Regions from separate parts of the Homo sapiens genome. Here region 1 is linked to region 2. A link is an interaction called in ENCODE POLR2A ChIA-PET data of the cell type or tissue named here. Cell type or tissue: PC-9. All regions are shown on one strand. Each heading gives the region's core, and the rest is flanking DNA. Links, peaks and the distances in the headings are about the cores only. Region 1 overlaps GLCCI1-DT (GLCCI1 divergent transcript). Region 2 overlaps RPA3 (replication protein A3).

Region 1 (2,929 bases), core at 244-2,743, 260 kb before region 2:
AGTCTAATTCAGCTGGTCTGCTGGTGGGAGGGTTAGGACTGTATAATTTTTAACAAGTTCCTCAGGTGATCTTTATGATCAGGCAAATTTGCGCAACAGTAGATATGAAATAAATGAAAGTTTACCAAGTATAATTTCAGGCCCAAAATATTATCTCCATTTTCAGCCAAATACATAGAAACATTGATACCTGACATCAATTCATGGAAATTACCAAAAGAAAACACCTTTTAAAATTCTACCTGTAGAATTTTTTTTAAAAAATCTAAGAGGTCTACTCATTTTACATGATTGGTATCTAATTCTATGGTTCCAAATAATCTACAGTGGTGTTTAAATATATAAGACTAGGTTATAGATTTTTTTTATTATAGCAAATTTCATTGAGGAAAAGGGAAATGGACCTGACTAGCTAACAGTTATTATGTATAATATAATAATGAGTCAGATATTTTAAAGCCTGTTCTGCTTCTGGTTTGCTTAGCTCCCAGATTAATAAACTAACATAGTAAAATATAAGAATGCAACTTGATCTTATCCATTCCTAACATATTTAAACAAAATCTTGAGCACACTAGCAGTACAGCAGCTGAGAATAGATACGGGTCCTTGAAAAATTTATTTCCATTTCCTCCTAGAAAAAGTGATTTGTATTGATACACAATAGTCGCAGCCCAAACTGCTTTCTGGGAACACAAAGCCCCTCTAATTTGTACCAGTTTTTCTCCATTCTAGTTGATCCTGACCATCAGGTATAAATTAGTGCTAAATCAATATTAGCCGATACTTCCCCAGGTGTGGGAAGTGAGGAAACCTGATCACATGAACAAACACAACCCTTCCTGGCTACATTTAAAATAAGGTGGTTATTATTATACCATGCGGGAAAAAGAATTTTTTTGTTGTTTGTTTTTTAATCAATCTTATGCCATCTCAATTTGTATTAACTTGATATAGTGATATCAGTCATCAGTTAGAATCCATTTTTAGTTATAGATTCCCTATCAACCTTCACACTTTTTTTCATTCTTTCATGGGGCCTCCTCTTCCCCTTCCAACTTCTTCTCACCCCCAGCCATGCCATGTATCTTGCCCCACACCCTTTTTCATTTCTAGCACTACTTACTTAAGTGGTTGAGTGGAGGAGCCCAGGGGAGCAGGTTTACATACCTGCTTTAATTGCTCACCTTGGGCGGAGCAGTGTCCTAAATAAACTTTAGTTTTGCCACAGCATCATTACTCAACAAAGTATTTTCACAAGTGTCACTTAATAATACAAAAATAAATAAGGCACTTAAACTTGTTATTGAGGAAAGAAGCTTTAGCTGCCCACTTTCCGTACTCAGGGTCCAATCTTGCTTCACTTGTTCTTAGAAAACTCTTCAGGAGTTTTCTTTAAAGAAAATCAGTTAGAGCATAAGTGCTGTGAGCCAGGTCTAAGTAGCTTTACCCTTGAAAGGATTAGTTCCTTTGTTAATTATCAATAACAAGGAATTTTGTCATTTTTCTCAATACCTTCCAGTCGTAACTATTCATAGTGTAACTATGTACTCAATGGTTTCATAAATATCAAAACATATATGTGTAGTACTTAGTCACAGATGGGAAGAGAAACAAATGTTCCAAATTCCAAGGAAATGATGTGACTCTGCATGATTTTTTCCCAATTTCCTGGGTTTTATAGAAACTTCACAGAACTTTTAAAAGCGCTTTCAGATCTATGACTTTTTTGTATCACCACAACAATTCTGTGACGTTAGAACATGTATGCTGTCTCCATTTGACAGATGGGGAAATGGAGGCCCACAACCTTGGCTGGGGTCACAGATAGCACATGAGAGACTAGAAGTAGAAGCCAGGTCTTCTGATTCCTTCACTATAAAAATTGGGTGACTTTTTTCCCCAGTGTTTTTTCTTCACTATAAAAATTCCCTCTGTAGCAAGAGCCAGGGATGTAATTGAGAGGCATGGTTCTTTTCCACGTTGGTCTCTGAAAGACCTGTGAGCTAATAGTATATGCAAGAGAGGACACTTACTGGCTAAGAGATTGATTACCTACATTCAAGGCAACCCGATGATGCACCCTGATAAGAGAAGGGCCTGTCTAAAGGTCCTAATTTGTTTTAAATATCCAGAGTTCCTGATAGGAAGGCAGGGTGTGGTAATTATATATCTAACTTTTGGCTAATTGTCTCCATATCCTCACCTTCACAGATGTCTTTCAAACATTGATAATTACAGCTTTCAGACCCAAAGCCTACAAATTCATAATCCATACAGATGACATACTAAAATCTACTCAAACTTGTAAGTCTGAAGACAATTTCAGCACTATTGGACTTACATTAGGAGAAAACTGCTTAAAAAGAGGTACCCTTTATTTCTATGTCATAGCTATACTTTACCACATAGATGTGTCATGGTTTCACCTTGATCTAGGGAAGTGCACATAAATTCATTTGCCTCTAAATGTAATCAAAATTAACAAAACAAGTAACAAAAAAGAAAGAGTGTATGGATAACACCATAGAAGTAAAACTGACTCAAATTAATGAAAGCAACTTGAAACAATGAAGGAGCTGCTTCTAAGTAAGATAAAGAATCAGAACCAAGAAATAAGTACAGCACAGAAAAGCAGTCATCCTTGTCATGATGGCCTACAAGTACAACCCGAGTTATTTACTTATATCATAGAACTTACATCATAAGTTCTTTTTAAGAATTCAAGCCAAGCATTGTGGCTCACACCTGTAATCCCAACAACTTGGGAGGCTGAGGCAGGAGGGATCGCTTGAGACAAGAAGTTTGAGACCAGCCTGGGCAACATATTAAGATCCTGTGTCTAAAAAAATAATTTAAAAATCTGCCAAGCATGGTGGTGCATGGCTATAGTCCCAGCTATTTGGGAGCCTGAGGCAGAATGATCACT
Region 2 (2,929 bases), core at 280-2,779:
CACTGCTGCTTAACTTATAATCAGCATTTATGACCACAGAAGACAGATGTAGAAAAATAAAGAACCTAAAGGTGACACATTGACAGATAATTCCCAACATACATAGATATTAAAGATGCTAGGTCTACATAGGACACAAGTTGTTGAGGATCCTTGCTGAGTTGCATATGCTCAGAAGCAATGTCTTTTTTAATTCAGGGCCATGGTGTGAGGGGTCAGATCCTGTGAGTAGAAATTCCACTGCCAGAAATTCAATGTGTTACGGCTGCTAGTGCCAAAGAACATGAAAAGCTTGAGTGTTCTTGCTCTGAGACTAAACATTTAGGAAGTTCTATGCCTGAAAGTAACAAGGAAAGACCATGGTTGAGAAACATGTAATAAAAATTAAATGGACAGAATCAGAGTAAAAAAAATCAACGTATTATGTCTAGAAAAGACAGAAAGACAAGGTTAGGAGATTTTTCTCTCTCTACAGCCTTTCTTATCTAATATAACATAATCATTCTGTGTTACAAATGAAATCTTAAAGTTGGCTGGGCTTGAGAATTCTCTATGAGATAAACTGTGGTGGGGAAAATGTTGACAGCAAGTAAACAAATTATTGCACGGCTACTTGGTTGGCAGCAACAGTGATTTTCTCTACTTGGAAACAGCGAGCTTCTCAAAAGAAGACGTACAAATGGCAAACAGGTATATGAAAAGGTGCTCAACATTACTGATCATCAGAGAAAGCAAATCATAATTACAACAAGATATCATCTCACCCCAGTTAAAATGGCTTTTATCCAAAAGAAAGGTAATGACAAACACTGGCAAGGATATGGCAAAAGGGGAACTCTCAAACACTGTTGGTGGGAATGTAAATTAGTACAACCACTATGGAGAACAGTAGGGAGGTTCCTCAAAAAACTAAAAATAGAACTACCGTATGATCCAACAATCCCACTGCTAGGTGTATCCCCAAAAGGAAGGAAATCAGGATAACAAAGATATAGCTGTACTCACATGTTTATTGCAGCACTATTCACAATAGCTAAGATTTGGAATCAACCTAAGTATCTATCAAAAGATGAATGGATGAAGAAAACGTGGTACGTATGCACAATGGAGTACTATTCAGCCATAAAGAAGAATGAGATCCTGTCATTTACAACAACATAGATGGAAAAAAGATATTATGTTAAGTGAAATAAGTCAGGCAGAGAGAGATAAACTTCACATATTCTCACTCATTTGTGGGAACTAAAAATTAAAATAATTGAACTCAGAGAGATAGAGAGTAGAATGATGGTTACCAGAGTCTGGGAAGGACAGTGGTGGGGGTGGGGTGGGGAATGGAGATGGTTAATGGGTACAAAAATACATAGTTTGATACAATAAGTAAGATCTGGCATTTGATAGCACAACAGGGTGACTACAGTCTGCAATAATTTGTTATACATTTTAGAATAACTGAGGGGGTACAATTGGAGTGCCTGTATCACAAAAAAATGATAAATGCTTGACGTGATGGATATCCCATTTACCCTGATGTGATTATTATATGTGTATGCCTGTATCAAAATCTCATATAACCCATAAATATATATACCTACTATATACTCATAAAAATTAAAAATAAAAAGTTACCAATAAGTACAAGAAAAGATACTCAATTATCACTAGTCATGAGGAGAAAAAGAAAACATGCTTCATTCCTTCTTTGGAATGCTCAAATATGACTCACACAGACAAATTTCCAACTACTTCATAGTGCCCCTCTATAGGTATGGAGAAAAATCTAAAGCTTTGCTCTTGTTCAAGTGTCTAATGACTCAGTTGAAAAAAACTCAGTTGCCTTATATCAACAAAGCATTAGTATTCCAGAACAACTGACAATAATGGCAACAAAAAGAGAGATCTCAGTCCTCAGAGGGAAAGCTCTTCTTTTTAATAATTGCCATTTTAAGATAATATGAAATATAACTTTATTAACAATATAAAAACCCACCACAGAGGAAAAATTATTACATACACTCATGGTAAGTAGTGTTAATATGATTAGAGTTTATAAGTTTAAACTTAAAATATCACATAAACATCTTACAAAATATTTAAAGAAGGATATAAAACTTCACGTTCATATAATATTGCTAAATTATTAAAATTGTAATAAAGTCATTATAAAATAAACAAGGCATAAATTTGTGCAATCCACTAAAAGTTATAGAATTTAAATAAACAATTTTTAAAATATAGTAGAATTTCACCTTAAAATAGACCTTAATGTTTAAAGGATGCCTCCTGATACACTGGAAGTTCTAGTTTCATGAAGCTCTTTTGAGAATAAAAGAACTATCGACATCCAGGAAAACATGAGAGAGAAACCCAAATAAAAATTTGGTTAACTTCTTCCCCCAAAACATCTTTTCCCCTTGGAAAGTCTATACATTACTAAGCTATTGCAGAATGAAGGGAAAGTTTCAGATGAGATTTTCCTATATTATACATTGGCCTTAAGTCTACCGAAATAATGTAGATAGATAGATAGATAGATAGATAGATAGATAGATAGATAAAGATATTTTAAGAGTAACTATTCATATTTACTTAGTAAATGTTTGGTGAATTGTATACTGGAAACAAGAAGCACAGTACAATTTCAGTAGTAATAGTAAAATGTACTTCTGCTTTTAGAAGAACTACAGCTCCCTGAGAGATTCAAGAATTCAGGGACATATATATACCTTTGGGGTTCCTTTTGACTTTGGAGTTATACAAGTAATACTTGTTCATTACAGAATAATGAAGTAGATATAAGTAATCAACAGGAAGAAAAAAGATTAAATTACCTGTAATCATATGGTCCTTAGGTAAATGTTTTTCCTCCTACAGCTATTTTAGACACATAAAATATACATAACAAAAAGGTTCACATGAAATATACCAT

The links. Peaks named below come from ENCODE experiments on the same cell type or tissue, not always from the same donor. Only the 100,000 strongest peaks of a DNase experiment are listed, where the experiment ranks them.
Region 1: POLR2A ChIA-PET joins it to region 2 with 5 read pairs; 6 of 35 experiments call an interaction of 5 or more read pairs at or near these places.

What each region holds. Positions count from the first base shown.
Region 1 is chr7:7,955,302-7,958,230 of GRCh38, reverse strand. It overlaps GLCCI1-DT (GLCCI1 divergent transcript), which reads left to right. Exons shown (of 5, transcript NR_110018.1): 3 at 2,215-2,370. Among named protein-coding and RNA genes, the nearest start is that of GLCCI1-DT, 12 kb to the left of the region's middle. In PC-9, for the core only: no CTCF peak of the experiment used is centred there; DNase peaks (open chromatin) are centred at 1,180 and 1,560; H3K4me3 peaks cover 999 bases; H3K27ac peaks cover 2,184 bases.
Region 2 is chr7:7,692,924-7,695,852 of GRCh38, reverse strand. All of the region lies in intron 2 of RPA3 (replication protein A3), which reads left to right. The region is part of intron 2 of UMAD1 (UBAP1-MVB12-associated (UMA) domain containing 1); the gene reads right to left. Among named protein-coding and RNA genes, the nearest start is that of RPA3, 24 kb to the left of the region's middle. In PC-9, for the core only: no CTCF peak of the experiment used is centred there; a DNase peak (open chromatin) is centred at 1,782; H3K27ac peaks cover 1,270 bases.